Regions from separate parts of the Homo sapiens genome. Here region 2 is linked to region 1. A link is a loop called in an ENCODE intact Hi-C map of the cell type or tissue named here. Cell type or tissue: heart left ventricle. All regions are shown on one strand. Links, peaks and the distances in the headings refer to the core of each region. The heading gives the core; the rest is flanking DNA.

Region 1 (15,171 bases), core at 4,860-12,859:
AAGGGTGTGGTGTGACATTTATTCACTACATTTAGATATTATTTCTTCCATACAAATAGCATTAATGTATCCAAAAGGCCCAATTATGGTAGGTAAATATTTCCATAAAGAACATCTGGCTTTTTGGCAAGATGGTTTCGCTGATAGTTATTCCGTTTCTCTGACATGCTTCATGCTCTGATGGGGCAGATACATCTATTCTTAGGCTGCTGAATGCTTTTCCCTTTCACCTAGAACGCAATTCTCTTTGCCTTGTTTTCTCTCATTCTTACTCTGGTTCTGTTCCGGGCTTAGCAGCAGTGCCAGACTTGAGAGGCAGCTGCTCACTCTCTCTCACTTGTCACACTTTCATCCATACATTTCCTTTATCTCTAAGTTTTATTTTATGCATGAACGAGTCTAAAACCATCATATATCAATTCAGGTCTGTTATTTCTAAGCCCTAGTTATGCTCAACCCTTGTCTGTGGCTGTAGGTCGATTATGAATCTGGTTCTGGGCACCAAAAGGGCAGAGAGACCACATGTTGACATCCCCCTTACCCACTCTCAACAAGAAACATCCCAGGTTGAGTATAAAAATCTTTAAGCCAATCTGTAGAGCTGAGCACATCTGGGTTTGATGCAGGCTGAAAGTTGGGCCTAGGGTTTCTACTCCATGTGTCTCCTGGTTCTGGGACACAGGCTGAAGGAGGTAGCACCAGTGGGGACCTGTGGTTCTCTGATGATCTCGAGAAGCTCAGCCCAGCAATGCAAGTGGAGGTAACACCTCCTTGGACATGGCCAATGCCAGCCCACTCATGTTCCACTGGGTGGGGAGGAATCAATATTTGTTAGCAATCATACATTTTATCACACTATTTACAATGGGAGTGGAGGAAACAAAACTGTCATCATACGTAGATGATACATTAGTTTCATGGAAAAGCCAAAAGAACATAAGTGAATACTAGCCAGATTCCTGGCTCTGAGATTGCTACACAAAAAAATCAACTATATTTCTGTACAACAACAACAACATTTTAAGATAACCACCATCTTCATTAGCAGCAGAAACAACAAAAATGCACCAAGGTGTGGGAGTGATAATTCAAATATATTAAACTTGGCATAACTCAAGTGTGGACCAACAGAAAGGACAGCATCTTAGCACTGGGAAGGGCCCCTGCAGTGATGGCCGTTATCCCTTTGGCTGCTGGATCATTGGGTGGCACAAGAGAGCCTCAAGAATGTGGCTTTGCAGGGCACTCAGTGGCTCTGTGTAGTGGTTACCAGCATATTTTTAACTTAAAATCATCAATAGATATTTTTCTAACAAAATCTAAAATTGTTTCCTTTCCTTTGCTGGAAAAATATACATTGAAGACTGTTTGTACAAGCGACCACTAAAAATAAAAAGACATAAAATGCATAACTTCCAAACATGTAAAGAAATATTTTATATCTCCAAAATCCATGGAGAAGACTGACTGATTTTGTCAATGTTTCTTCTAGAAAACTCTCATTCTGAGGCTTACACTCTCCTAAAAGTAAACAGGTCAGCAAGGAATTCCCATCTCTTGCTCTCTAGATTCTTTTTCTGATTAGAAGAGAAAGAAAAAGTATCTCCCCAGTCCCTTCCTTCTGCAAGCTGTGCCCTTCCAAAATCTTAGGCAGTTGTATTTTTTTTTTTGAGACTGAGTCTCACTCTGTCACTCAGGCTGGAGTACAGTGGCGCGATCTCGGCTCACTGCAAGCTCCGCCTCCCAGGTTCACACCGTTCTCCTGCCTCAGCCTCCCAAGCAGCTGGGACTACAGGCACCCGTCACCACCCCTGGCAGATTTTCTGTATTTTTAGTAGAGACAGGGTTTCACGGGGTTAGCCAGGATGGTCTCGATCTCTTGACCTCTTGATCCACCCGCCTCAGCCTCCCAAAGTGCTGGGATTACAGGGGTGAGCCACCGCGCCCAGCCAATCTTAGGCAGTTTTGTGTTGAACTGATAATGTGTTTGACTTTTGAACATCCTTTCTCCCCTATATAATCTAACTCAGTTTTGGTAATATTCTTCCTATATTTCCACCTGGACCAATGAATGCATGGGAAAGTTTTGAGAGGGTCCTTCGGGGAAAGAGAAAGCAATACTTTTTCTTAATATGAGCAAGGAAACTTGTTGCCCAGTTGTGACTGGTGGCCATCTTGACGCCATGAGGGAAGCTAATCAGGGGAAAATGCAGTGGGTAGATGAATGCGGCACAGAGCCGAGCGTGTCATGGAGCACTCAGCGTGGGCAGACAGGAGGAGTCAAAGGGCTTCTCATGCAGCTATGGGTCGCCGAGGAAAATCCTTCTCCAAGCCAACTTCTCCTAGAGCTCAGTGGCAGGACTGGGTCAATGCCCAGCCATGGCTGGCAAAGAGAAACCAAGTTGCCAGGATAGAGCAATCATAGCTTATGCCTTGGTGCCAGGCATGCTGCCTTCCCTGTGACGGTTCACTTCTGTTAACAAAGAAGGAGGAAGGCCGGCTGTGGAGTGGACGAACAGTCTCAGCCTCAGGAGACTGACCAGGCCCCAGTACTCCTAGGACTCCTCTCATCTGTCCTGGCATCATGGTGAGCGCCCCTAACCAACCGTCTCGCTGGGTCCCCAAGGATGCCTACACTAAAGTAAGCAAAAAGTTTAGTGAAAATAAAACACAAATTAGAGTTGGCTGAACCTGAGTTGTTTAGTAATTCTTAGCTAGCAGCGCTTCAGCGCCATGCTGCCCAGAAGCTCCACATCTCCAGGCCATGCTCCTCCTTCCCCCGCAGATGGCCGGCCGGAACGCCTGGCACGCAGCGTCCCTTCCAGTGTGTGATGAATATGAAGGCTAAGAATCATGATGGTATGAACCCTGGATCTCATACAAAAATGCCTTGTCTGCGACACACTCACTAAAGGGCACTGAAGCATTTGGTCAGAAACATGGAGGCACTGGTGGCTGTGGCCTACACAATGCCCGGCACTGCAGTCGGCCCCTTCGATGGTATTCTCATGCCTCCAGTGTTTACCCTTCCTGAGCCATCTCACCAGCAGACCCTAAGAACAGCTCACAGAGTGTTTCTCTCACTGGCAACATTAAACTTCCCATGAATTTCTCCAGATTCTGACAGCAACCTTCCTGTTCCAGTGGTGGCCACATCATTGCAGAAGTTAGCTCCATGTTAGAAGCAATGAATGTGGAATACGGACTGTTGAAAACAGAGTTTGTGATGTGTCAGCCTTGAGAAAAACGACACAAAATTAAATGAAAAAAAAAAGGTATGAAGTAAAAGTGATGAAAACAAACATAGCAAAAGAAACTCTCAATTGCTGAACAACACTTGGACATTTTCTGGTGAAGTTGTTTATCTTCAAGAGAAAGTAAAGAATCCTATGATGATTCAGGCAGCAGTTGGCCTCGTGCAAGGGAGAAGATTCAGGTTGACTCTGCTTTTTCCATGTCTACAGTCAGAGCCAGAAGACAATGAGGAGAAAGCTGTGCTGTGGCGCGGCGGGACACGGCATAGAGTTCACCGAGGGTCGACCCAAGCCTAAGGTGCTGTCTAACTACAGCTACGGGAGTGAAGGCAAGTGCTGCAAGACCTCGACTTGGAAGAAAGAGTCATGTCACTAGCTAAGATTGGAAGCTGAAAATAAGCCATGTGAAAGTGTAGAGTTGACCTAATTTCTCCATATTTCAAACTGGTTCTGTTGAATTATCAATAAACAGGGTCGAGAGGAAAGAAAGAAAGAGAGAGTGAGAGAGAGAAAGAGAGAGAAAAAGAAAGAAAGAAAGAGAAAGAAAGAAAGAAGAAAGAAAGAGAGAAGTAGAAGAAAAAGAAGGACGGAAGAAGTTGGTCCATATCTACAGGAATGGAAGGACAACAATAAGAGATAGGTGTCAGATAGATAGATAGATAGATAGATAGATAGATAATAGATGATGGATGGATAGATACATAGATAATATATAGAAGATGGATGGATAGATGATAGATAAATGGATAGAAGATGAATGGTCAGGTGATGGATATGTAGATACACAGGTGCACAGATGATGGAAGATGAATGGGTAGATGACAGATGGATAGATAGATAATGGATAGATAGGTGGATAGATATGAAATTGTAAGTGGAAAAGGCAAAGTGCAGGGCGATAGACATAGCATGATGTCATTTCTGTAAAGACAAAATTAGACTTTCTATGTGCACGGAAATGAGTCTGGAACAATATACAACAAATGGTTTCAAACTGCTAATGGTTGCTTCCTCTAGAAATTGGAATTAGGCCAGTATGCAAAACATGTTCACATTTATCTTTATATGCTTATACCTTCATGTGTATTTGAACTTTTTCAGCCTAAAGTTCCAAAAGTTACGTACCCTCCTGTAACAGCATATGATGATACTGGTCCGCGTAAGGCTTGTCTCTCACTTCATGGATGTATGGACACGTGATTGCCTTCTGTGTCCATCTGTCATCCCATTCCCTATAGCCGACTTTTCTAATGGGTTTAAAATAGATCCGTCCTCGTACTGTTTTTTTTTTTCTTTTTTTTTTAGATAGAGTCTTGCTCTATCGCCAGGCTGGAGTGCAGTAGTGCAATTTCAGCTCACTGCAATCTCTGCTTACTGCAATCTCCACCTCCCAGTTTCAAGCGATTCTCCTGCCTCAACCTCCCGAGCAGCTGGGATTACAGGAGTACCACCACACCCAGCTATTCTTTGTATTTTTAGTATAGATGGGGTTTCACCATGTTGGCCAGGCTGGTCTCGATCTCCTGACCTCATGATCCACCCACCTCGGCCTTCCAAAGTGCTGGGATTATAGGCGTGAGCCACCGCACCCAGCCATGCTGATGTATTTTTAGTTTATGTAAATGGTACTGTGTTACACACTCCATTTCTGCCTTTCAAACTCAGCACCGTGCCTTCCTGCTGTCCACACTGCAATGCCTGCAGCTTGCGGATTACCTCTAACTGCCCATGCGCTCCCTGCATGTTACCCGTCCCCTCACCCAGGAACGGATGTCTGAGTCCCCACTCCCTACCTCCTCAAACAATGTCACCAGAAAAAAAGCCTCACACCTGTTTCTGATGGAGGTAGGTGTGATTTCTTTGGTATAGGAGCCCAGGAGCAGAACTGCTGTGTAAATGAGTACATGCATATTTAATTTAACTAGGCACTGGCAGACATTTCACATTTACAAGAAAATACTAAAAAGAGCATTAATATGTTTTTAAATTAAAGAAAACACTTTAAATTTCTGGCAAAAGAAAAAAGACTTGATTTATGGAAACTTTTAAAAAAAATTAAGCTATCATTCACTCTTTACCACAAAACACTCTTGCCATATACTACAAAAATGAAAATGTTCTCTAGTGAATCACAATTTTAGAAAGAGAATATATTTCTCTTTCTCAGGGCTTCCTGTTTCCTGGTGGGGAAGGTGGTGAGAATTTGAATTCAGGTTACACCCAGTGTGACCCAGGAGAGCTCAGTTTTGGTACCCGGGGCGTTACCTGAGGACGTCGACTGGACCTAGGGGATGAGAGATTTATCCAGGTCATATGCAGTGGTGAAGAGTGCTGAATTAGAACATATTTGGCATCAGTATATGCACAATTGTCTCAAGTTGTTTTATAGTAAAAAAGCTAAATACCAGACCGGCTGGTTCGAAACCAGACACCTGGCAGCTCCAAAAAATTCAATTTTCTTCCTTAAAAAAAAAATCACACCTACAGGTATTGTATGTATGTCAACTTCCAAGTTACATTAGGGCAAGTTGTGGCACAAAGAATTGAAAAATAAAATAGAAAACAGATAATACCGCCCTGGCTGAATGCCACTGTGAGAGGAATCTTATGAAAGATTAGACAGTGTTGAAAATCACAATTGTTTTACAATTTGTAACATAAACATACTGCATAACATCCTGTGAGAAAAAATTATTTCTGTAGTTCTATTTCATGAACTTATTCATAGTTAAACTATTTCTGCTTCTGAATGGTTCCCCTAATCCTGGCTGCAAAATGTCAGTGTGTCTATTCTTTTTGCTGTCTCTGAGCATAGATTCTGTTTCTGCCAACGAGGACACCTCAGGCTGATGCCTAAAGAGGTCAGCTGACTTGCCCCAGTGCCTCAGTGACTTCGTTTTTCCTAAATCCCCTTTTCAATTAGGCTCCACGGATGGAGCTTCTTTGTCTACTTCAGGCTCAAGACAAGCATGTTCCCCTAACTCTCACCACCCGGGCGTGACGGGAGGTAGAATGTGTATGTGTGTACGTGTGTCTGCACACATTGATCTGCCTGTGTACGGTCTACATTTTCTTTCATTCACTCATTCACTCATCAACTCATTCCTTCCATGGTTTAGGCTCCACTCACTTCACAAAACCTGGAAGGCAGAATAAGAAGATGAAAGGATGCGGCCAGGCACGGTGACTCCTGCCTGTAATTCCAGCACTTTGGGAGGCCGAGGTGGGCAGATCACCTGAGCTCAGGAGTTCGAGACCAGCCTGGCCAACATGGTGAAACCCCATCTCTACTAAAAATACAAAAATTAGCCAGGCTTAGTGGTGAGCTCCTGTAATCCCAGCTACTCGGGAGGCTGAGGCAGGAGAATCCCTTGAACCCAGGAGGTGGAGGCTGCGGTAAGCCAAGATCACACCATTGCACTCCAGCCTGGACAACAAGAGCGAGACTCCATCTCAAAAAAAAAAAAAAAAAAAAAAAAAAGACAAAAGGATGCAACCAGCAATTGCCACTCAGCCTACTTCATATCAAAGATGAGCTTTATACAAACACCTATCCAACGAATCAGACACAACTTCAAGTTTCTATTTTGCCACCTCTTCATCATGATGACAGAATTCCAAGTCTCTTTCCTGTATGAACGATTAGGAATCAGAGGTTAGAACTCAAATCTAAGCATATTCTCAATTCTTAACCCATAGAGCATCATAAGCTTTTCACTGCTCAAAGAGTGAATTTTGATTACTTTTTCCTGACAAATGTATCCTGGAATCCCAGGCAGCAAGTGCCTAACGCAGATATGCTTGGAACCCTAAAGTAACAGGATATGTTTAACATGCCATCCTGCTGGCCTTATTATTAAAGGAAGCAGCCTCCTGTGGCCCTGTTCTTTGTACTAAAATGCCTTCACTGTATAGCTCTGGAGATGATGCCTCCTGATCTATGACACCGGACTTCCCGTCTCCAGAGACACTGCTCTCCATGAGCCCACAAATGTGGGTGCTTGGTCTCTAGATGAGACAGATGAGCAGTTTGTAGCCTGGACAGGGAACGAGTGCTGGGTGGTGACCTTCCCTTCCAGCCTAAGCCAACACACCCTGGCTCTTGAGATGTGAACCACTTGTTAAGGGAGTTAAATGGCCTGAGCTCCGGATGGGTGGCCCTGGACAACTAGAGAGGCAACCCTGTGTTGTAAGAGACATCAAGCTGTGACAACATGAAACGAGTTCGCCACTCAAAAGCAGTATAGCAGCCTTTAGTTCCTGGGAAAATGAGACCATGTCCTCCATGCAGAATCAGCATGATAAAAGCACTTGTCTTATTAGGTGGGAAGATGACCAGATAGCCTCAAATTACTTCCCCAGTTCCAGGATTCTACCTACAAATAGAGGATGCCCCACACATTCAAGGAGCTGAAATGTTTAACATCAGAGAAATAAGCCTCAAGAGAGATGGGCAGACATGACCGCTGCAGTCAGACTCTATGAATTAAAGAAAAGCAAACCAACACACATGCAAACACGTGAGCAAGGAAGACTGTTTCCCCAATGCTCTTGCACGTTTTCTACTGTGACACTTTCGGGGGTTTTCAACCCTCTTTTCGCATTTTTGGATACCCATAGTAAGCAATAAGACAGCGAAAAGAAAAGATCAATGCTTCACGGAGCTGAGTTAAAACTAGCAAAGTAAAAAACGTCAAGACAAATTTCACCTACCAGCATGCTGTGAGGGCTAGAGAGTATTGTGGGATTGTACAAGATTTGGGAGAACCAGACAGATGACTTTTTGTTTTGATGTCTTTAAAGTATTTATCTTGAAGAGGAAAAGAAAACAAATGTCTTAGTATGTTACAATTTTTGGCTGTATTAAAGATCCAGCGAAATGAGAGAATTCAAATGTGAACCACAAAAAAATCTTTCTTCATAAAGGGAGAGGTAAAAGAGTAGAAAGTTAATCAATTTGGAATTTTTCTCTCTCTAATTCAAAACACGTTTCTCTAAAAATGTTCCTATGTCTGAAAAATACATATCACTACTTTTCTAAATTTAAAAATGCTGGTTTAAAAAGTAAAGGGGCACAGTTAAGCTATGTATTTATTAAATATATATGAATCTGACTGCTTGCTAGATCATTTATTACATATAAAGTTCCAATTTGGGAAATTCTTATAAGTTTAATTAGGTCTTTTTAATAAAAAACTAATTTTATTAAAACCTTAAAATGTAAGTAATGTTTTATTCAGACTTCCAAATTCAAGTAATTTAGCAAAAGGTTCAAACATCTGCTTCCAAAGCAAGCTTAGCAAAAGTTAGACAAGAAAATTGTTTCTCCATCCTCACTCAGATAACATGTAAATGTACAGAGCTTGCTGGAAATGAACTGGAAGGCTCCTAGGTTTCCAGTAAGTCACAAATAAGCAAACAGCCTGAGAAGAGTCAATGGAATTTGTAGATCTAAAACAGCACCTTAGGGAGAAAGCTCAGCCCCACATTTTACAAACAGGAAAAATGAATGGAGAAAGGTTAAGCACCTGCCCAGCGGCAGCTTGCAGGCCCCTGGCGGAGTCGGGCTCGGAGCCTGGAGCTCCACACCTTCTGAGGGCCGTCCTTTTCCAAGGATCTTCTCCTGGTTGACTGCTGTCCCTTCCAGAGCTCCCAATAAACTGTTTGGGGTAAATTAATCTATCTTTATTTGAAGTGAAGTCATTGACAAAAACGTAAATCATTAAGACATATTGTAATTTATGATCCCCAAACCCATCAACACTCATAGGCAGATAAACCTGGAGATTTCCACATACAGATTTCTAAAGTGCCGTATGTGTGAAGCCATTGTTGAAACAGTTCTAGTGAGATGTCGTTTTTATAATACGCAATTCACTTAAAGCGTTCAATTCAGTGACTTTTAGTATATTGACAGAGTCGTGCATCCATCACCACAATCAATTTCAGAATATTTATTACCCAAAAGAAGCCCTAAGCCCCTCAGCCATCACCTCCATTCAAACCTCCTTTCCACCTAGCCCCCAGCCCTGGGCACCCACTACCCCCATCCCCATCGACTTGCCTCTTCAGGACATTTTGTATAAATGGGAACATACAATATATGTGGCCTTTGTAACTGATCCAAGTCATTTTTTAAAGACCTAAAACAAGCATTTATTCAAATCTATATTCTTTTTTATTTTTCAGTAATCTAGCTGACTTTTCAGTGAGTTCAAACTTCATGTTTCCCAGTTTTGAAGATGTGGTTGTAATGTTGTCCTCGGGAGCGGATAAACGTTTGGCTGTACTGGAAGGTGCTCTCTGAAAAGAAATGAACTGTTCCACAGCCATTGTGTATGCTTTTGTGACCCCTGCTGGCAGGATGTAATAGTGTGCTTTCAAAATCAGTTCCTTGAAATGCTTTTCCTATCTTAAATTTTAAAATAATGAATAGAGCACGTGACTATTAATGGGTATAAAATGTAATTAAAGTTGGTTGCTATGTGTATGTATCCTGTTCTTTTCCTAGAAATTATAAAGCTGCAGGCTGTTCCTAAAGCTGTTGTTAAAACCCTGTCCAAAGTGCTACTTACTTAACACTTTCCATTTTTCACAAGGAAAATGCTTAATCTGATAGCATTTCATCTCAATCCTAACAAAACCATAAAATCTGAAAGCTGTTTTATTACTGTTTAGAAGAATAAAATGCATGAGATGAAGATTTTATTAAAACAATGTGTGAAGGCTACTAAGAGAAAAAAGAAATATAAAAATACAAAACATGTATAAATAACAATAAAGTCCCTCTGAGGCTTAGAGGCTTGTGAAAATTATTTTTAGTACAATTATTTAACATATCTATTGCTCTTTGAGTATTTCTCAATTTTAAAGTGGGTTTAAAATTGAAACTTTGATATTTACTAGTTTTTCCTAATCTTAAATTTCCTATTTTAATTTAAAATAGAGGAGACAGAAAAAGAAAATAAATTCATAAATAGTTTTCTATGCCCTTCATAATACAACAGATTAGTGCTTCCAGTTTTATAAACATTAAAATTATTTCTGCTTTGTTAATAAGATTCCATAATCCTAGAACTAGTGCTTTAAAAAATCTATGCTTAAAATTATCCGTAGAGATTTAACTGTTTTTTAAAACCATTGTCACCAGAAATGGTTTTTATCTTGCAGAAACTTTGAGAACTCTTCAAAAGCGAATGTTTGATTTAACACACATTACTGTTAATTTATTTCCTGGTTAAAAAAAGAAAAAAGAAGAAGAAATAACATTTACAGCAGATACATGAGTTTATTTTATTAGCCCTTCAGTTATTTTACAATTATTTGTATGTTCTGGGTAAGTTTACACAGAGCACCTTGTGCTATTTTATGGAGATTTTAAAACATATTCATGTACCTCCTAAGGCAAAAAAAAAAAGTGTTTAATCAGTTTATGTATACATAAATAAACTTTTTGAGTTAAAGGATTCAAATTGGGTTACCGTACTCATTTTTATGTTTTTAATAAAATGTCAAAGCAGAAATGTATAGATAAGATATGGATAACAAATCATTGCTTTCTGAAATGCAGAGTTTACATGTTTATGTGTGTATGTGGTTATAAACATAGGCAACACACAATGAGGAAAGAAACTTTTCCTTGGATCTGCACGTCAGTAAGGCTTTGGCTTTGAAGGCTGACAAAGAATAACCAGGATCAGAAAGCACATCTAGGAACTTCGAACCTGGAGATCTGATCTGCTGTTAGAAGCAAGAAGGAAGGGATGAGGTAGTCTTCATTCAGCATTGGAGAAGAGAGCAAATCGTTTTCAGGATTATCAGAACTCATGTGGTCTATGGAAAACTGAAATGAAGGAGGACCTATATGGATTATTACTCCCATATTTAGTATGTTTCAATACTCACGATTGCAGGTACCTCTGCAGAATGTACAGATTCACACATCTTAATATTTAAAAAAAATTCTGAGTAAGAGTCCCTCTTCTTTATCATTACCTGGAAGATTAATCCAAGCTTTGCTTCTTAAATAAAACAGCTTTAATTTCTCATATATTTCAAACCTATGTAGACTATTAGCTTCCCTCATTTTTTGTATTTTTTTAAACATTCACTTAATTGTAGGTGACCTTTCTCCTTCTGATATTGGATCCTACTTTTACCTCGTTGAAAAGTCAAAGAGAAACATAAAACATAGGCAAAATGTGTCATAAGCATTTCTTACTTGTTTTTTACAATTTGTAAGCAGTTAGCTCAACCCATTTTTCCTATCCAAAGAAAAGGAATACAAAATTGGAGAATCATTTACTCTCTTGGCCTGGTGAGGCTAAATGATAGTTTCTAGTTGTAAGGGGCTAATGAGAATGGAAGACCTTGTCTTAAAGGAGTTCTACCTTTTCTCAGAAAGTGGCCAATTACCGTTTACGGCCCCAGCACTCTTTGATACTAATCAGTTAATTCAGTCTCCTGGCCCTCAGATATATTGGTGTTTACTCTATTAAGCAGCACACATTTCAATACGGTGAAACACATGTTTGGCTGAAATCGGATCCTTCTGCTCATCAGCTCCCCTATGCAGAGGTTAGGAAGACAAGACAAAAGACTGTTGGCAACAAACACAGCCAAATTAAGAGCAGTTTCCAAGTGCATTTCCTTAAAGCAGTAGGGATGTTAGAAATCGGTAGGGGAGAGTTTTTGGTGAAGCAAGTTTAAAAGAGACAGACTCCGGCGGAACATCTGGCAGCATGTGCCCCCCTTCAAGCCCCCACCCTCCTGCGGCTGGCCAGCCGTGTGCTCCAGCGATAGCCCCAATATAATTTCATTGCAGCAGGAAATCTGGAGCCACATCCTGACACTGACAAGGTAATGAGGCACTGCCAGACGCAGTGAGAGTCTCTTGTATCTGCACTGGGGTTTTATGGTTGCAGCTTCCATTTATTATCAGTCTAGATTTGTTACCTGCTTCTATGTCTTGGACAGGAATCCATCACTAGGAGCATTGAAACAGGGATGCTGAAACAGATGGCAGTCTAAGCATGTCTCCACTCTGGGGGGCTGTGTTCCCAGGGGTAACTGGGGAGATTCCTAACGTGGTCGTGATTAAATCTCCCGTTTTATACAATAGACATTTTTGCATTTTGTACTGAACTGATGAAATATGTGAAGGTGATATTTCATGAAAACCCTCTAAGAATATTTAAAATTTATCTTATATGCACATGAATTTAAAAGCCTTGTATGCCATTACAATCACATATATTAAGAAACCTATTTTTTACTACAAAATGCAAAGTTCGAACCTCAAAGTTTCATTATCTTACTCTTTCCTCTCTATGGCACCAGAGGATTGGGGACTGACAATACTTCAGGCAATAGGTCCAATGCAGGGCTCAGAGACTTCTCCTCCCTGCTGTCCCCTTAACAGATAAATAACATGTGAAGGAAAGGACCTTTGAAAAAGAAAACTCCTTGAGGCTGGTGCAGAGGCTCCCGTGAAGATGTCATCCTCAGGCAGATTAAACCATCATCTCCTAAAATCGGATCTACCCACTTTGAGACTCGCTGGACTTGCAGGGTCATCTCAGCACCGCCCCCAACCCCGTGCCTGTCCAGTGGATCACCCACCCCCAATTGTACACAGTTTCCCAAAGAAAGGAGGGTTATCATAGAGGAACACAAATAAAGCCACCATCCCAAAAACCATTTGGCAACTGCCTGCATTCAGTGGGCATCTAATCAAATCTGCTACTAATTTGTGAAAAAGTCCAGTTATTGGGGCATATAAACCCAGAACCTTATCATTACATTCTGTTTACACACTCCAGGTCATGAATGCACCTCACAAATTCATGCTACATGCGTCCTACACATATAATAAATAATCCTCTAACTATATGAATTGATGTGCACATATATGCAAAAACTGATGCAATTTATTCATTTCAGTTTTGTTAAAAGTCACAAAATAATTTAGAAATACCATTTTTAAAGAAAATAAGCAGCATATGACCAGATGTAAGGGTCCAGAGATATTCTAAAGTAAACTATGGGAGGTAAACATTGAATAAACTCTTTCTATTAAATAAACTAATACATGAACAAAAAATGGAATATGAGTAATGGGCAAAATATTTAAGTAAATGTTACCCATAAAAGGCTTTCAAACTTCGTATTAACTCCTAGATTCTATGATCTACAAATGCCTCATTTTTAAGTGGTAAAACTTACAAATGAAATACAAAAAAAAAAAAATAAGTGAGAAAGAAATTACATCAGTTGCCATTGGTGCCATTTTAACAGCGGAGTTGAAATTGAATGTCATTTATTACACACGTGCTGGCGCTCCTTAAGCCTGTGCGGAGGACTAAAACGCCCCGCAGGGATGCTCCGATCGGGATGTGGTGGTGGGAAAATAAAACCCCTGTTTCCAGCCGTCGACCATCCTGTGGCATGAAACTCCTGGAGCGAATCTTGCTTTTGCGTTTCTATGCACAGCGTTGCCTTGGTTTACATTAGTTCTTTGTCTGCATCTCACAGTCTGTTTATTCTTCCATTTCTCCTCTGAAGCAGAGTTGGGACATTTGCGAGAGCAGAGCGTGGGGTCAGGCACTTGTGCTTGGTTTGGGTCTGGAAGGAGATGCCTGCTGAGGCGCTGGCCTGGGGCTGGGAGCCTTTGGAAGGAGGCAGGATGGAGGAGTCCGACGGCTTCTCAGCTTCTCCTGTTCTTCCCCGGCTTCCTGGTGAGCCTTCTTTATTTGGTGAGAAGTGAAATTTCAGACAGAACTTCAGGCACATATTAAAATGTACGTACAGAAACAAATCCCAAAAAGCCAAATATAAATACGTTTGGGATCATAATTATTTTGGATTGTTACCGTGATTTCTTTTCTTGTCTTGGTTAAGAAATAAAGAGATAATGTGCTGCAATGGATGAAAACAGACAGATTTTCCTCGTAACTTATTTTTCTTTCCAAGAAAATAAAATATCGTAAGTGGGCACATTGTTCAGGAACGCCGCACTTCCTTCCCGAAATGAAAACAAATTACTGTCTCCTCATTGTACCATGACCAAGCCTCTGTCAAGAGCTTTCAGAATGTGTCTTCTCTCCAAAGCCTGTTGGTGAAATCCACACTGTTTCAAATACTACAGTATTTCTGGTGGTTTTGAGTGAGGCTGTGACCATTTCCATGGTAACCCTCAGCCTTTCTGTCACTACCAATTTGCTGAGAGGAACTGAAATGAGCTGAAACTTCCACGTCAGCCCTCAGCGAAAGCAGATCAATGCACCCGCCTGAACCGGAGAATGACAAAGCACGACAAGGGTCGGGAAGAGCTGCATGACCATATTTTTGGCAATCGTGTAGTTGTCAAGGAAATAGTGCAAAACCCGAAGGAAAAGCAGGTCTCATCAGTAGGTCCAATTCAATGGAAGACCTTGAGCAGAAAATGGAGTCAGCGGAATATAGTGCAGTCTTGTGAAGAATTAGGCCAAGACTTTCTGGACCAGGGTGTTGATAGCTCACCTGCGGATTTCCGCCACACACACAATCTACATCTTTTTATGCCGACTTTGTATTCCTCTGTGCATTGTAGCAACAGCTACCAGGTCTTGGCAGCAATTTAGACCAGCCTCTCTGCTAGAGAGGCTGCTTTTCATACAATAACTCTAATTTTTACAATAAGCAAGATGTCATTGTCCCATTTTACAGATGAGACAGTCGCCTTCTCAATTGCACACAATCGTGCCAGTTCTGGCTCACCCCGGCCTGTCTATTGCAGCAACGTTGCATCGTGCAGTGGTGAAATTATAAGCAGTAGCCCAGATCGCTAGCGTAAAGTGGTTTCAAATCCATAGCACACAACCCTAATCAGAGGGTATAACACACCCATGACCGCAAAACCTGTTGTGGGTGAGCAGGA
Region 2 (15,171 bases), core at 4,886-12,885, 640 kb before region 1:
TCCCAAGGGTGTGAGATTTTCCAGAGCTTCCTTTTTCAGGGGTTCCCTATCCTGTTCATGGCTAGCTGTCTGCCTACTCTAGCAAATGGATAAACAGACTGTGGCACAACAGAATACTACTCAGCAGTGAAAAGCAGTCAGCTGTCCACAGACACACACAGCAACACGAGGGATCTCATGGGTTGCTCTCAGTCAAAGAAGCGGTGCTCAAAGGTGCACACCACGCCATTCCATCCTTAGGACATTCTGGAAAGGGCAAGCACTGGGATGGAGAAGATGGAGAAGAGGGCCGTGGACTGCCGTGGGTTAGGGGTGTGGATTCACTACAAAGGTGCAGGGAGAGGGAGTTTTGGGGGGTGATGAAACTGTCCTGTGCCTTGTGATGGTGGTTACACAACTCTACACATTTGCCCAAATCATGCAACTATACACCAGAAGTGAATATTATGCAATGCAAAATATAAAACAAAACTTAAAAAGACATCATGTCATCTTAGAGTTAAAAAATAAATTATCTAATATATGAGGTATGATAACGGGCTGGTGACTTAGACAAAAAATAGAGGTAGAGCTTTACTTCAGACCTCACATGAAAATAACGTCTAGGTGGATTGAGAATCTAATTGTAAATATAGAAATTATAAAATATCATAAGAAAATATGGGTGAATATTTTTATAATCTTGGTTGCAAGAGGTCCTTCAAATGAACAGGTCAGAAATCCCCAAACCCCAAATCCATGTATTTGGTGATATACAAATTGAAAACTACTTTTTTTTTATTTTTTTATTTTTAAGACTGAGTCTTGCTCTGTCGCCCAGGCTGGAGGCATGATCTAGGCTCACTGCAACCTCCATCTCCCAGGTTCAGGTGATTCTCCTGCCTCAGCCTCCATAGTAGCTGGGATTACAGGCATGTGCAACCACTCCCAGCTAATTTTTGTATTTTTGGTAGAGACGGGGTTTCACCGTGTTGGCCAGGCTGGTCTCGAACTCCTGACCTCAAGTGATCTGCCTGCTTCGGCCTGCCAAAGTGCTGGGGAAAATGACTTTGTAACACAATAAAATAAGCATGTTGAAAACTAAATTGGTAAAAATATTTGCAACTCACATACTAAAATATAAATTTCCTTATTAAACAAAGAACTCAAAAGTAAAAAAATAAAAATCCAAATTTGGAAAGACCATGAATTGACAATTTATAAATTAATCGATAAACACCTCATGAATGATTGAAGAAACAATAGAAACAGCAGTTAGCTTTGTTTGTGTTATCAGATTGATCAAAAGCAAAGGAACTGGTAAAGTCTACTAGCAGCAGGATTTAGGAAATGGTAACTCTCATGAGCAATTAGTAGCAGTATAAAGTTGCACAGCCTTTGGGGAGGGCACTATGCATGCTTTGTTTCCCCTAAGAAAATAATAATATAATTGAAAAAATATAGACACTTAAGGATACTTGTTTGTAGTGGCAAAACTTTTTGCTGTAAGTTTTGTGAGCCTTGAAAACTCTAGTGCTCTCTGGGACCTCCAGGTGGGGACTATAATACACAGAAGCTTCTCAAAATTATTGACCAGAGGAACCCTCAATGGGTCACCCATAGGTCATAAAGAGGGGACTGGAAGAATAGTCACTAAAATGTTAATGAAGGCCACGTCTGAGGTGGTGAGATTTTTATTGTTTGTTCTCTTCTGTATTGCTTGAATTCTTTAAGCAATGAACATTTATAATTTTGATAAAGAATAATCAATTTGTTTTCAAAAGGAAGAAAAAGGATCCCATCTATAAAAGGAGAGTAACCTGAAACCTCACTGCAAAGCAAACCCTTCCATAAGTCAGAATGATGTAAAGACAAGAGCCTGGTGTATATAGTAGACACTCAAAATCTTCGAGTGAAACAAAGATCAAGGGGTTCAGAGTTAAAAGATAAACTTTTGTCTGGGCACAGGGGCTGCAGCACTTTGGGAGGCCAAAGTGAGAGAATCACTTGAGCCCAGGAGTTTGAGACCAACCTGGAGAACAACGTGAGAGCCTGTCTCTACAAAAACACACAAAAATTAGCTGGGCATGGTGGTGCATGCCTGTAGTTCCAGCCACTTGGGAGGCTGAGGCGGGAGGACCACTTGAGACCAGGAGGTCCAGGCTGCAGTGAGCCAAGATTGTGCCACTGCACTCCAGCCTGGGCAACAGAGCAAGACCTTGTCTCAAAAACAAATAAATAAATCAAGACAAAGTTTCGAGCCCTCGCTGTTGCTTATACGCTTTAGCACTGGACACATTATTTAACCTCCCTAAGCCTCAGTTTTCTCATCTGTAAAATGGAGATAATGGTATCTATCTTGCTTCACTCACCATAAGTGGCTGTTAAAATGAGCATCAGTATAAAATTACTTTGCTTAAATCCTTGAAATAATTCTAGGAATGGTTACCTTGGGCACCCTGAAGAATCTGAGGCTCAGAGAGAATAACTTTCTCCTCAGTCACATGGACACTAAGTGATGAAACCGACATATAAATTGAACAGACAGAACTAAGCCTCCTCCGAGAGTTACGTGCACCTATGCATACATACATTTTAGAGCTCTGCTACTCAAACTGTGTTCTGCTGACCAGTAGAATCAGAACCACTTGAGAAACACAGTTTCTAGGGCCTGACCTAATGAAACTGATTGTGTACCTTTAGAAGATCCCCAAGTGATTCTGTTACCGAAACGCCAGGGGTGTGGTCCAGGTCTTATTGCTTGTTGCTCAGAAAGCCATTCACTGAGATGAGTTTTGCCAGGGAAGAAGGCTTTAACTGGGTGCTGCAGCTGAGGAGATGGGAGATCTGTCTCAAACCTGTCTCCTTGCTTGACTAAAATTGGGGAGTTTATATAGCGAGGAAGGAGTGTAAAACAGAATTAGGGAGGGGTGAGGAAATGATATGGTTTGCTGTGTTGCCACCCAAATCTCATCTTGAATTGTAGTTCCCATCATCCCTATGTGTTATTGGAGGGATCTGGTAGGAGGTAATTGAGTCATGGGGGCAGTTACCCCAGTGCTGCTGTTCTCATGGTAGTGAGTGAGTCCTCACGATCTCTGATGGTTTTATGAGGGACTTTTCCCTTTTGCTCATTCTTCTCCTTCCTGCCACCATGTGACGAAGGACGTGTTGGCTCCGCCTTCTGCCTGAGGCCTCCCCAGCCATGCTGAACTGTAAGCCAATGAAATCTCTTTCCTTTACAAGTGACCCAGTGTCGAGCATGTCCTTATAGCAGTGTGAGAACAGATTAATACAGGAAGCAATCATGAATGAGCGGACTGGCATCTTCTCTGGATGTGGTGATCTGATGAGTTTCAGCTCCTTTCCTGAGGAAGCAACTCAGATGAGACAAATGTAAGTTTCAAGTTTTAAGATCAGGAGGGTCAATTTCTATGTTTATTCAAAAAATTGTCCCAATTCTATGGGACAGTTGGGCTGGTTTTAATTTGTGTGCACGTCCAAGTGTGAGAGGCATGGTTTTATGGGACATGGTCTAATCTCCAGTACAGTCAGGGCTTCTGCATCTATGGATTCCACCAACTGCAGATTGAAAATTTTCAGAAAATAAATTCTGCAAAGTTCCAAAACCAAAGTTTGAATTTGCTGCGCATTGAGTACTACATTGAATCTACGTGACTGAAGTGACGTGTAGGCATTGTATTAAGTATTGTAAGTAACCCAGAGAGGAGTTAAAGTCCACGGTTCTATGCAAATGCCATGCCATTGTCTATCAGCAACTGGAGGATTCACAGGTTTTGGCATCTGCTGGGGTCCTGAAACCAACCTCCCTGTGGGTAGCAAGGGAAAACTATACATATACATCTCTGTGATAACGAATAGGACTTTTCCATCATTGGTAAGAGCCAGGGTCCTGAAACCAACCTCCCTGTGGATAGCAAGGGAAAACTATACATATACATCTCTGTGATAACGAATAGGACTTTTCCATCATTGGTAAGAGCCAGGGTCCTGAAACCAACCTCCCTGTGGATAGCAAGGGAAAACTATACATATACATTTCTGTGATAATGAATAGGACTTTTCCATCATTGGTAAGAGCCAGGGTCCTGAAACCAACCTCCCTGTGGATAGCAAGGGAAAACTATACATATACATCTCTGTGATAACGAATAGGACTTTTCCATCATTGGTAAGATGACTAACTATTAGTTTCTAATCTGAACTGTTGCTACAAATTGTCCTCGGGAAAATGAAGTTATTTAACTTTAACTTAGCATTTCCCAAATGCTCCTTTTCCACAACAGCAATTAACATAAATGAACAGAAGTAAAGAATTAACTCCGCAGAACACACTTTGAGGAAGATCCATCTACATAACATGTGGGACCCAGTGTGTCAAACAAAAATGTAAGGCCCTTTGTTCAAAAACTATTGGCCAGTTGCAGTGGCTCACGCCTGTCATCTCAGCACTTTGGGAGGCCAAGGCGGGTGGATCATGAGGTCAGGAGTTCGAGACCAGCCTGGCCAACATGGTGAAACCCCGTCTCTACTAAAAATACAAAAATTAGCCAGGTGTGGTGGCGGGCACCTGTAATCCCAGCTACTTGGGAGACTGAGGCAGGAGAATGGCTTGAGCCAAGGAGATGGAGGTTGCGGTGAGCCGAGATCGCGCCATTGCACTCCAACCTGGGCGACAGAGGAAGACTCCATCTCAAAAATAAAATAAAATAATAGAAATAAAATAAAATTATTAAGCACTTTGAGACAGTAACAGGAGAGCATTAAATGGAATTTGGGGGCGGAGGGCTTCTAAACTTGGGCCTTATGTGACTGAATGGGTGTTGCCCTCCTGAAGCTGGCCCTGCATTGGGGAATGTTTACAATTATAAAGAATTGTGACTGGGAAATCCAAACCAGCAGAACTGTGGGATAGAGCCAGATTGGTCACTTCCAAAGCCTTGCTATATTTTTTACAACTTCACATTCTTGCCAGAGGTTAGAGCCTTGAACTCGTAGTCCAGAGGATGGCGATGTCCATCATCCGCCAGTGTCCCCTTGGGCCCTTTTGTAGTCCTTTCCTCTCACCCCTCCCTGCTCCAGTCCCCTCCTCCAAACTTTCTCTCTCTGAAGATTGGTTCTCATTTTCTAAAATTTCATAAAAGTAGAACCAGGCAGTATGATTCTTTTGGGTCAGGCTTCTTCTGCCCAGCAAATTATTTGAAGATGTGGCTCTGTGGCATGTGGCATGTATTCAATAATTCATTGCTCTTTTTTTTTTTTTTTTTGAGTCTCACTCTGTCACCCAGGTGTAAGTACAATGGTGTGATCTCGGCTCACTGCAACCTCTGCCTCCCGGGTTTAAGTGACTCTCCCGCTTCAGCCTCCCAAGTAGCTGGGATTACAGGCACCCACCATCATGCCCAGACAATTTTTGTAAAGATGAGGTTTTACCATGTTGGCCAAGCTGGTCTTGAACTCCTGACTTCAGGTGATCCACCCTCCTTGGCCTCGAAAAGTGCTGGGATTAGAGGCATGAGCCACCGTGCCCAGCCCAGTTCATTGCTTTTTATTGCTGAGTGGTGTCCCATTGAATGGATGCTACTCAATGCATTTATCCTTGAGATTGTGTTTCCACATCTACCCATTGATGGATATGTAAGTTGTTTCCAGTTTGGAGCTCTTACAAATGAAGCTGCTATGAGCCTTCCTGGGTAAGTCTTTGTGTGGTCACATATTTTCAGTTTTGGAGGGTAAAAAGTTAACAATGGACTGTCTGGGTGGGAAGGTGGGCGTATATTTGAATTTTAAAGAAACTGCCAACTCTTTTCTCGAGTGACGGCAGCATTTCTCATTTCCGTCACAGTGTCTGCGAAGTCCGGTTCCTCCGCCTCCTCGTCAACACTGGCTGTGGCCAGGCTATTTAGTTAGCCATTCTGAAAGGAGGGCGGTGGTCACTTACTGTGGCTTGAATTTGTATTTCTTTTTCTTTTTAATTTTATTTTTCATTGAGATAAAATATACACATAAAATTTATCATCTTTACCATTTTTAATTGTACAGCTCGGTGGTAATAATTCCATTTTAACTTGTATTTCTCTAGTGACCAAAGCTGTTGAACATCTTTTCAGTGTATATCTTTGGTCCATTTTTAAAAAATTGGGTTTTTAAAAAAATGATGAATGAGTTTGGAGAACACTTTATATATGCTGCAAGCAAGTCCTTTATCAGATACTCAATTCTCTGTGGATGAAGATTCCATCACAGGCCAGGTGCAGTGGATGCAGGAGTGAAGAAAACCAGCAAAAGTGCGTGCCTGGAGGGAACTTACTGGAATAAGAGGACGGGGTACATGTGGCGGGAAAGGTAAAGGTGGAGGGGTTAGGGGATCAGGCAGACGCTGCACACCAGAGGGCTGGGTACATGCAGGGTAAAGGCTGGGTGGGGGGAGCAGGTGGCTGCTCTGAGGCATGCAGGTGGGAGGCAGGGAGCCTGGCACACGGGGATAAGGGGCCCGGCCAGTGGGAAGTTTGCTGTAGCAGCCCAGGGAGGAGCAGGAGAAGGGAGGGAAGAGGGCAGAGAGGTGACGCCCAGAGGGCTGCAGTAGGGTGCTCCAGGGCAGCTCAGGCTAGTCCCCGTAGGTAAAACCAGGCCCCTAGGGTTCCCCTGAGTGAGACGGGAGGCCCCTGGAGGGGCCGAAGCCGGGACGAGAGGATGTGTAGCCACCGGAGGCTGGGAGACCTGGAGGAGGCTGCAGCCCTGACCCCGGCTTGGCCAGGGTGGTGGGCGTGCTGGAGAAGCATGTTTGGACAGAGGTCTGTTCTGATGGATCAGAGGTGGTGTGTGAGAGAAGGAGGTCACAGTGGAGCTCAGGGCTTTGGATCAGGGCCAGTGAGGGCTCGGGGTCGTGGTGCTCTGCGGGGTTGTGGGAGGATCAGGCTTTTGCATGGAAGATCAGGAGTTTAATTCTGGACGTGCTTCATCTAGGGTAATCTATGGGACAGGAACAGAGGTGCCAGGTAGGCAGGTGATTAAGGCGTTGGGGGAGAGCAACACGTTTGGGAGTGATTAGCATAGCGACTGTTTTGAAAGGCAGGAGCTGGGTGGGATGAGAGGAGAGAGGCTTGGTGCGCTCTAGTGCTTATTGATTAATGAGAGGAAACAGCAGGGGAGACCTGAGGGACGAGGAGCAAGCGAGGAGAGGTGAGTCCTGGAGGCCAGAAAGGAGGGGTCTCTAGGAGGGAGTTGCCGAGAGCCTGCATCAGGTGCCCTGAGAAATCAAAGGAGCTGAGGACTCAGAATGGAAAGGGGCGGAGGTGGGGTGGGGGTGGGGGTGGGGTGGGGGGACTGCCTTTTTATTTAGATGGGAGAAGTTGCCAGAATGTGTGTGTGTGTGTGTGTTGATGGGAATGGAGACCCGAAGGGCAGCCCCGGTGTGAGGCACCCAGCACGGCCCGAGCTCTGACACTGGCAGCCCCTGGGCTCTGAGATTCTTTCCAACCTGTGCTCATTTTTCCAGGCCCAAGACACCGTGCCAGAGACAGCACGAGAAACAATGAAGTCCTTCAGAGGCACAAACTCCCTGCCCAACTGAGATCACTGCCTCTCTCCACCTGCAGCCCCCACATGCGCGGTCCTAGACACCCAGGCCCACACTGCACCTAATGTCCTCACTTTCCCCCCGGGGATAGTTCTTACAATTTAAGGGGAAGATGGTTCTGGGGCCGGTGCAGACTGCGGGCTGCGTCTCCACCTGTTGCCCTGCAGCTTGCCGTGTGGCCAGGCCAGAGTGGATGCTCCAGAGCCTTTGCTGAGTGAATCCAAGACTTGCTTTAAAAACAGACTTTCTTCATTTAAGCTCTGATTTGGACAAATACATCCAAGAAACAGCACACTATCAAAACGAATTTCCACACAGCAATGTAAAAACACAGCACAGAAAAATGACAACAGCCTGAGGCCAGAACAAAGACTCCTAGAAACATCTTCATACAACTTAAAATTGGGAGGCTGGGTGCGGTGGCTCATGCCTGTAATCCTAGCACTTTGGGAGGCTGAGATGGAAGGATCTCTTGAGGCCAGGAGTTTGAGATCAGCCTGGTCAACATAGTGAGATCCACCCCATCTCTTAAAAAAACAATTTTAAATTAGGAAATAAGAGAAGTCGAACTTGCCATTTAATGGTGATGAGCATGGAGGGGATACTTTTCCTCGCAGACTGTTTCATTTTCTGGCTGTGATAAAGCCAACACTTGCTTTTTCTGATCACCAGGACGGGGGTGCTCTTGCAGTGCCCACGTCAGGGGGAGTTTTTGGTGTGAGACAGCGTCCAGACTCTTCACTGAAATTCAAGTGCTGAAAGGACTTTCTAAGCCTCAGAGGGAAGTGGAGATGAGATGAGAATCTGACTTTTGCCCCAGTATTTGGCTTGCAAAGATGGAATGTTCCTTTGTGGACTCTGAGAATGCTGTATTAATGTGGAGGTAGAGCTGTTAGGGCCAACGCTAAGAGCTCCCAGTAGAGGGACAGGCTCGCTTTAGAGAAACTCTGTGTCATATGAGTTTTGTCCATGAGATGGCGGTGTCGTATCATAAAAGAAACCTTCCCTTTTAACTATTGCTCTGAAAAACCCGGTAACAACTTTTTAAAAAAAGGCATCTTGCTCCCCCATATCCTGCCTCCCTTGTCTTCTAACCTGGAGTTTTGAGAGGCTCCTGGCTTTCTTCCAACGTTTACATTACACACGTTCTCTTGAATCTAGGTGTCTGCAAAGTATGTGTTCCCTACCATTAGGGCAATGCCTTCTCTGCTGCTGTTTTGTGTCTGAGGCTAATCTTGTCTATCTGCCCTCATGAACATAATTCTGGAGAGCGGGGGGCGGGCAGAGGCTCTGCTGTGGCGTCTAGAGCTGCAGACTTCTCTGCACCCTCCGGGCCCACTGGCGGAGGTGCCCAGATGCCATCAGAGTGAGTCTTTTAGTCCCAGCACCCCTCCAGGAGCTAAGGGGGACCTCTCCTTCCCCTCTCGGGAACAGGTCCACCCTGCAACCACAGATTGCTTTTTTCTTTATTTTTTATTGTGGCCACATAACATAAAATTTGGCATTTTAACCATTTTGAAGTGTGCAGTTTAGTGGCATTAAGTACATTCACACTCTTGTGCAACCATCACCACTACCCATCTCCAAAACTCTTTTCATTTTGTAAATAAATCTCTGCACTGATTAAAGACTAGCTCCCATTCCCCCTCTCCCCAGCCCCTGGCAATCCTTATTCTACTCTCCATCTCCATGAACCTGACTCCTCTGGATACCTCGTATGAGTGGAACCACACAGTATTTATCTGTTCTGAGACCGACTTGCTTTACTGAGCATGATGTTCTCAAGGTTCATCCATGCCGTTGCACGTCTCAGGATTTCCTTCCTTTCTAAAGTTGACTCACACTGCATTGTATGGATGGACGGCCTCTTGTTTGTCCAGTCATCTGCTGATGGACGCCAGGCTGGTTGCACTCCTTGACATTGTAAATAACACTCTTATAAACATGGGAGGCAAATATCTATCCAAGACCCTGCTGTGAATTCTTTTGTGGATGTCCCAGATGGAATTGCTAGGTCAGATGATAATTCTAGGTTACATTTTTTTTTTTTTGAGACAAGGTCTCACTCTGTCGCCCAGGCTGGAGTGCAGTAGTGTGATCTCGGCTCACTGCAACCTCCACCTTCCCAGCTCAAGCAATTCTCCTGCCTTAGCCTCACAAGCAGATGGGATTACAGGTGCATGCCACCACACCCAGCTAGTTTTGTATTTTTAGTAGAGATGGGGTTTCGCCATGTTGGACAGGCTGGTCTCCAACTCCTGACCTCAGGTGATCCGCCCGCTTCAGCCTCCCAAAGTGCTGGGATTACAGGCGTGAGCCACCATGGCCGGCCTCTAGGTTACCTTTTTTGAGTAATCACTGTATAGTTTTCCGCGGCAGCTGCCCAGGGGTTCCAGTTTCTCCACATCCTCACCATCACTGTTCAGTGCATCCTTTTAAGCATTGCTAGGCACATACACCCAGGCTAACATGGAAGAAGAGCTTCCCAGCAGCTTCTTACAGTTCCTGTTGATGTGTATTAATAGGATACCTGCCTTATATTTCCCAGACATTTGGAACATTATCCCTATTAATCAACTCTCCTTCCACTTCCCTCTTTACAACATGGTCATTTTAAATAAAACTACACCAAACTCCTTGTCAGGGAAGCATTATAGAGTTATTTAGTTTCATCTTTGAAAGAAGATGAGGCATAGGAAAGGAGTAACTTTCAAATGTTAACTTATTGATTCTCTAAGCAAAATGGTGAGGTGAGTTTCATAGTCCCAGGTTTTCAGATGAGGAGAAGGAAGTCCAGAGAGGTTAGTGCTCATGTGGGCAGGAGCAGGGGTGTGAATGAATCACAGAAGATTGGCATAGATAATGGTTCATCTATATTATCAGAAAAGCCAGGCTCTGAATTTTAAGTTTTGGGTTTTTTCCCCCTCATTATAAGAATTCTACGGGGCTGGGTGTGGTGGCTCATACCTGTAATCGTAGTGCTTTGGGAGGCTGAGGCAGGAGAATCGCTTCAGGACAGGAGTTCGAGACCAGTGTAGGCAAGATATTGAGACCCCCGATTTCTACATAAAAAAAAAAATTGCTGGGGGGAGGAGCCAAGATGGCCGAATAGGAACAGCTCCGGTCTACAGCTCCCAGCGTGAGCAACGCAGAAGATGGGTGATTTCTGCATTTCCATCTGAGGTACCAGGTTCATCTCACTAGGGAGTGCCAGACAGTGGGTGCAGGTCAGTGGGTGCACGCACCGTGCGCGAGCCGAAGCAGGGCGAGGCATTGCCTCACTTGGGAAGCGCAAGGGGTCAGGGAGTTCCCTTTCCTGGTCAAAGAAAGGGGTGAAAGACGGCACCTGGAAAATCAGGTCACTCCCACCCGAATACTGTGCTTTTCCGACGGGCTTAAAAAACGGCGCACCAGGAGATTATATCCCGCACATGGCTCGGAGGGTCCTGCGCCCACGGAGTCTTGCTGATTGCTAGCACAGCAGTCTGAGATCAAACTGCAAGGCGGCAGCGAGGCTGGGGGAGGGGCACCCGCCATTGCCCAGGCTTGCTTAGGTAAACAAAGCAGCCGGGAAGCTCGAACTGGGTGGAGCCCACCACAGCTCAAGGAGGCCTGCCTGCCTCTGTAGGCTCCACCTCTGGGGGCAGGTCACAGACAAACAAAAAGACAGCAGTAACCTATGCAGACTTAAATGTCCCTGTCTGACAGCTTTGAAGAGAGCAGTGGTTCTCCCAGCACGCAGCTGGAGATCTGAGAACTGGCAGACTGCCTCCTCAAGTGGATCCCTGACCCCTGACCCCCGAGCAGCCTAACTGGGAGGCACCCCCCAGTAGGGACAGACTGACACTTCACATGGCCGGGTACTCCTCTGAGACAAAACTTCCAGAGGAACGATCAGACAGCAGCATTCGCGGTTCACGAAAAACTGCTGTTCTACAAACACCGCTGCTGATACCCAGGCAAACAGGGTCTGTAGTGGACCTCTAGCAAACTCCAACAGACCCGCAGCTGAGGGTCCTGTCTGTTAGAAGGAAAAGTAACAAACAGAAAGGACATCCACACCAAAAACCCATCTGTACATCACCATCATCAAAGACCAAAAGTAGATAAAACCACAAAGATGGGGAAAAAACAGAGCAGAAAAGCTGGAAACTCTAAAAAGCAGAGCATCTCTCCTCCTCCAAAGGAACGCAGTTCCTCACCAGCAATGGAACAAAGCTGGACGGAGAATGACTTTGACGAGTTGAGAGAAGAAGGCTTCAGACGATCAAACTACGAGCTACAGGAGGAAATTCAAACCAAAGGCAAAGAAGTTAAAAACTTTGAAAAAAATTTAGACGAATGTATAACTAGAATAACCAATGCAGAGAAGTGCTTAAAGGAGCTGATGGAGCTGAAAGTCAAGGCTCGAGAACTACGTGAAGAATGCAGAAGCCTCAGGAGCCGATGCGATCAACTGGAAGAAAGGGTATCAGTGATGGAAAATGAAATGAAGCAAGAAGGGAAGTTTAGAGAAAAAAGAATAAAAAGAAATGAACAAAGCCTCCAAGAAATATGGGACTATGTGAAAAGACCAAATCTACGTCTGATTGGTGTACCTGAAAGTGACGGGGAGAATGGAACCAAGTTGGAAAACACTCTGCAGGATATAATCCAGGAGAACTTCCCCAACCTAGCAAGGCAAGCCAACATTCAAATTCAGGAAATACAGAGAATGCCACAAAGATACTCCTCAAAAAGAGCAACTCCAAGACACATAATTGTCAGATTCACCAAAGTTGAAATGAAGGAAAAAATGTTAAGGGCAGCCAGAGAGAAAGGTCGGGTTACCCACAAAGGGAAGCCCATCAGACTAACAGCGGATCTCTTGGCAGAAACTCTACAAGCCAGAAGAGAGTGGGGGCCAATATTCAACATTCTTAAAGAAAAGAATTTTCAACCCAGAATTTCATATCCAGCCAAACTAAGCTTCGTAAGTGAAGGAGAAATAAAATACTTTACAGACAAGCAAATGCTGAGAGATTTTGTCACCACCAGGCCTGCCCTAAAAGAGCTCCTGAAGGAAGCACTAAACATGGAAAGGAACAACCGGTACCAGCCGCTGCAAAATCATGCCAAAATGTAAAGACCATCGAGACTAGGAAGAAACTGCATCAGCTAACGAGCAAAATAACCAGCTAACATCATAATGACAGGATCAAATGCACACATAACAATATTAACTTTAAATGTAAATGGACTAAATGCTGCAATTAAAAGACACAGACTGGCAAATTGGATAAAGAGTCAAGACCCATCAGTGTGCTGTATTCAGGAAACCCATCTCACATGCAGAGACACACATAGGCTCAAAATAAAAGGATGGAGGAAGATCTACCAAGCAAATGGAAAACAAAAAAAGGCAGGGGTTGCAATCCTAGTCTCTGATAAAACAGACTTTAAACCAACAAAGATCAAAAGAGACAAAGAAGGCCATTACATAATGGTAAAGGGATCAATTCAACAAGAGGAGCTAACTATCCTAAATATATATGCACCCAATACAGGAGCACCCAGATTCATAAAGCAAGTCCTGAGTGACCTACAAAGAGACTTAGACTCCCACACATTAATAATGGGAGACTTTAACACCCCACTGTCAACATTAGACAGATCAACAAGACAGAAAGTCAACAAGGATACCCAGGAATTGAACTCAGCTCTGCACCAAGTGGACCTAATAGACATCTACAGAACTCTCCACCCCAAATCAACAGAATATACATTTTTTTCAGCACCACACCACGCCTATTCCAAAATTGACCACATAGTTGGAAGTAAAGCTCTCCTCAGCAAATGTAAAAGAACAGAAATTATAGCAAACTATCTCTCAGACCACAGTGCAATCAAACTAGAACTCAGGATTAAGAAACTCACTCAAAACCGCTCAACTACATGGAAACTGAACAACCTGCTCCTGAATGACTACTGGGTACATAACGAAATGAAGGCAGAAATAAAGATGTTCTTTGAAACCAATGAGAACAAAGACACAACATACCAGAATCTCTGGGACACATTCAAAGCAGTGTGTAGAGGGAAATTTATGGCACTAAATGCCCACAAGAGAAAGCAGGAAAGATCCAAAATTGACACCCTAAAATCACAATTAAAAGAACTAGAAAAGCAAGAGAAAACACATTCAAAAGCTAGCAGAAGGCAAGAGATAACTAAAATCAGAGCAGAACTGAAGGAAATAGAGACCCAAGAAACCCTTCAAAAAATTAATGAATCCAGGAGCTGGTTTTTTGAAAGGATCAACAAAATTGATAGACCGCTAACAAGACTAATAAAGAAAAAAAGAGAGAAGAATCAAATAGACGCAATAAAAACTGATAAAGGGGATATCACCACCGATCCCACAGAAATAGAAACTACCATCAGAGATTACTACAAACACCTCTACGCAAATAAACTAGAAAATCTAGAAGAAATGGATAAATTCCTCGACACATACACTCTCCCAAGACTAAACCAGGAAGAAGTTGAATCTCTGAATAGACCAATAACAGGATCTGAAATTGTGGCAATAATCAATAGCTTACCAACCAAAAAGAGTCCAGGACCAGATGGATTCACAGCCGAATTCTACCAGAGGTACAAGGAGGAACTGGCACCATTCCTTCTGAAACTATTCCAATCAATAGAAAAAGAGGGAATCCTCCCTAACTCATTTTATGAGGCCAGCATCATCCTGATACCAAAGCTGGGCAGAGACACAACCAAAAAAGAGAATTTTAGACCAATATCCTTGATGAACACTGATGCAAAAATCCTCAATAAAATACTGGCAAACCGAATCCAGCAGCACCTCAAAAACCTTATCCACCATGATCAAATGGGCTTCATCCTGGGATGCAAGGCTGGTTCAACATACTCAAATCAATAAATGTAATCCAGCATATAAACAGAACCAAAGACAAAAACCACGTGATTATCTCAATAGATGCAGAAAAGGCCTTTGACAAAATTCAACAACCCTTCATGCTAAAAACTCTCAATAAATTAGGTATTGATGGGATGTATCTCAAAATAATAAGAGCTATCTATGACAAACCCACAGCCAATATCATACTGAATGGGCCCAAACTGGAAGCATTCCCTTTGAAAACTGGCACAAGACAGGGATGCCCTCTCTCACCACTCCTATTCAACATAGTGTTGGAAGTTCTGGCCAGGGCAATTAGGCTGGAGAAGGAAATAAAGGGTATTCAATTAGGAAAAGAGGAAGTCAAATTGTCCCTGTTTGCAGCCGACATGACTGTATATCTAGAAAACCCCATTGTCTCAGCCCAAAATCTCCTTAAGCTGATAAGCAACTTCAGCAAAGTCTCAGGATACAAAATCAATGTACAAAAATCACAAGCATTCTTATACACCAATAGCAGACAGAAAGCCAAATCATGAGTGAACTCCCATTCACAATTGCTTCAAAGAGAATAAAATACCTAGGAATCCACCTTACAAGGGACGTGAAGGACCTCTTCAAGGAGAACTACAAACCACTGCTCAATGAAATAAAAGAGGATACAAAGAAATGGAAGAACATTCCA

The links. Peaks named below come from ENCODE experiments on the same cell type or tissue, not always from the same donor. Only the 100,000 strongest peaks of a DNase experiment are listed, where the experiment ranks them.
Region 2: it touches region 1 in a loop (3-fold over the local background); 23 of 110 quality-filtered maps call a loop at or near these places.

The regions. Positions count from the first base shown.
Region 1 is chr6:792,128-807,298 of GRCh38, reverse strand. No RefSeq gene overlaps it. Among named protein-coding and RNA genes, the nearest start is that of EXOC2, 110 kb to the right of the region's middle. In heart left ventricle, for the core only: a CTCF peak has its summit at 9,606 (motif pointing left); no DNase peak of the experiment used is centred there; H3K27me3 peaks cover 6,635 bases.
Region 2 is chr6:1,430,244-1,445,414 of GRCh38, reverse strand. No RefSeq gene overlaps it. Among named protein-coding and RNA genes, the nearest start is that of MIR6720, 47 kb to the right of the region's middle. RefSeq lists enhancers at 7,144-8,108, 10,986-11,656. In heart left ventricle, for the core only: a CTCF peak has its summit at 8,552 (motif pointing right); no DNase peak of the experiment used is centred there; H3K27me3 peaks cover 5,005 bases.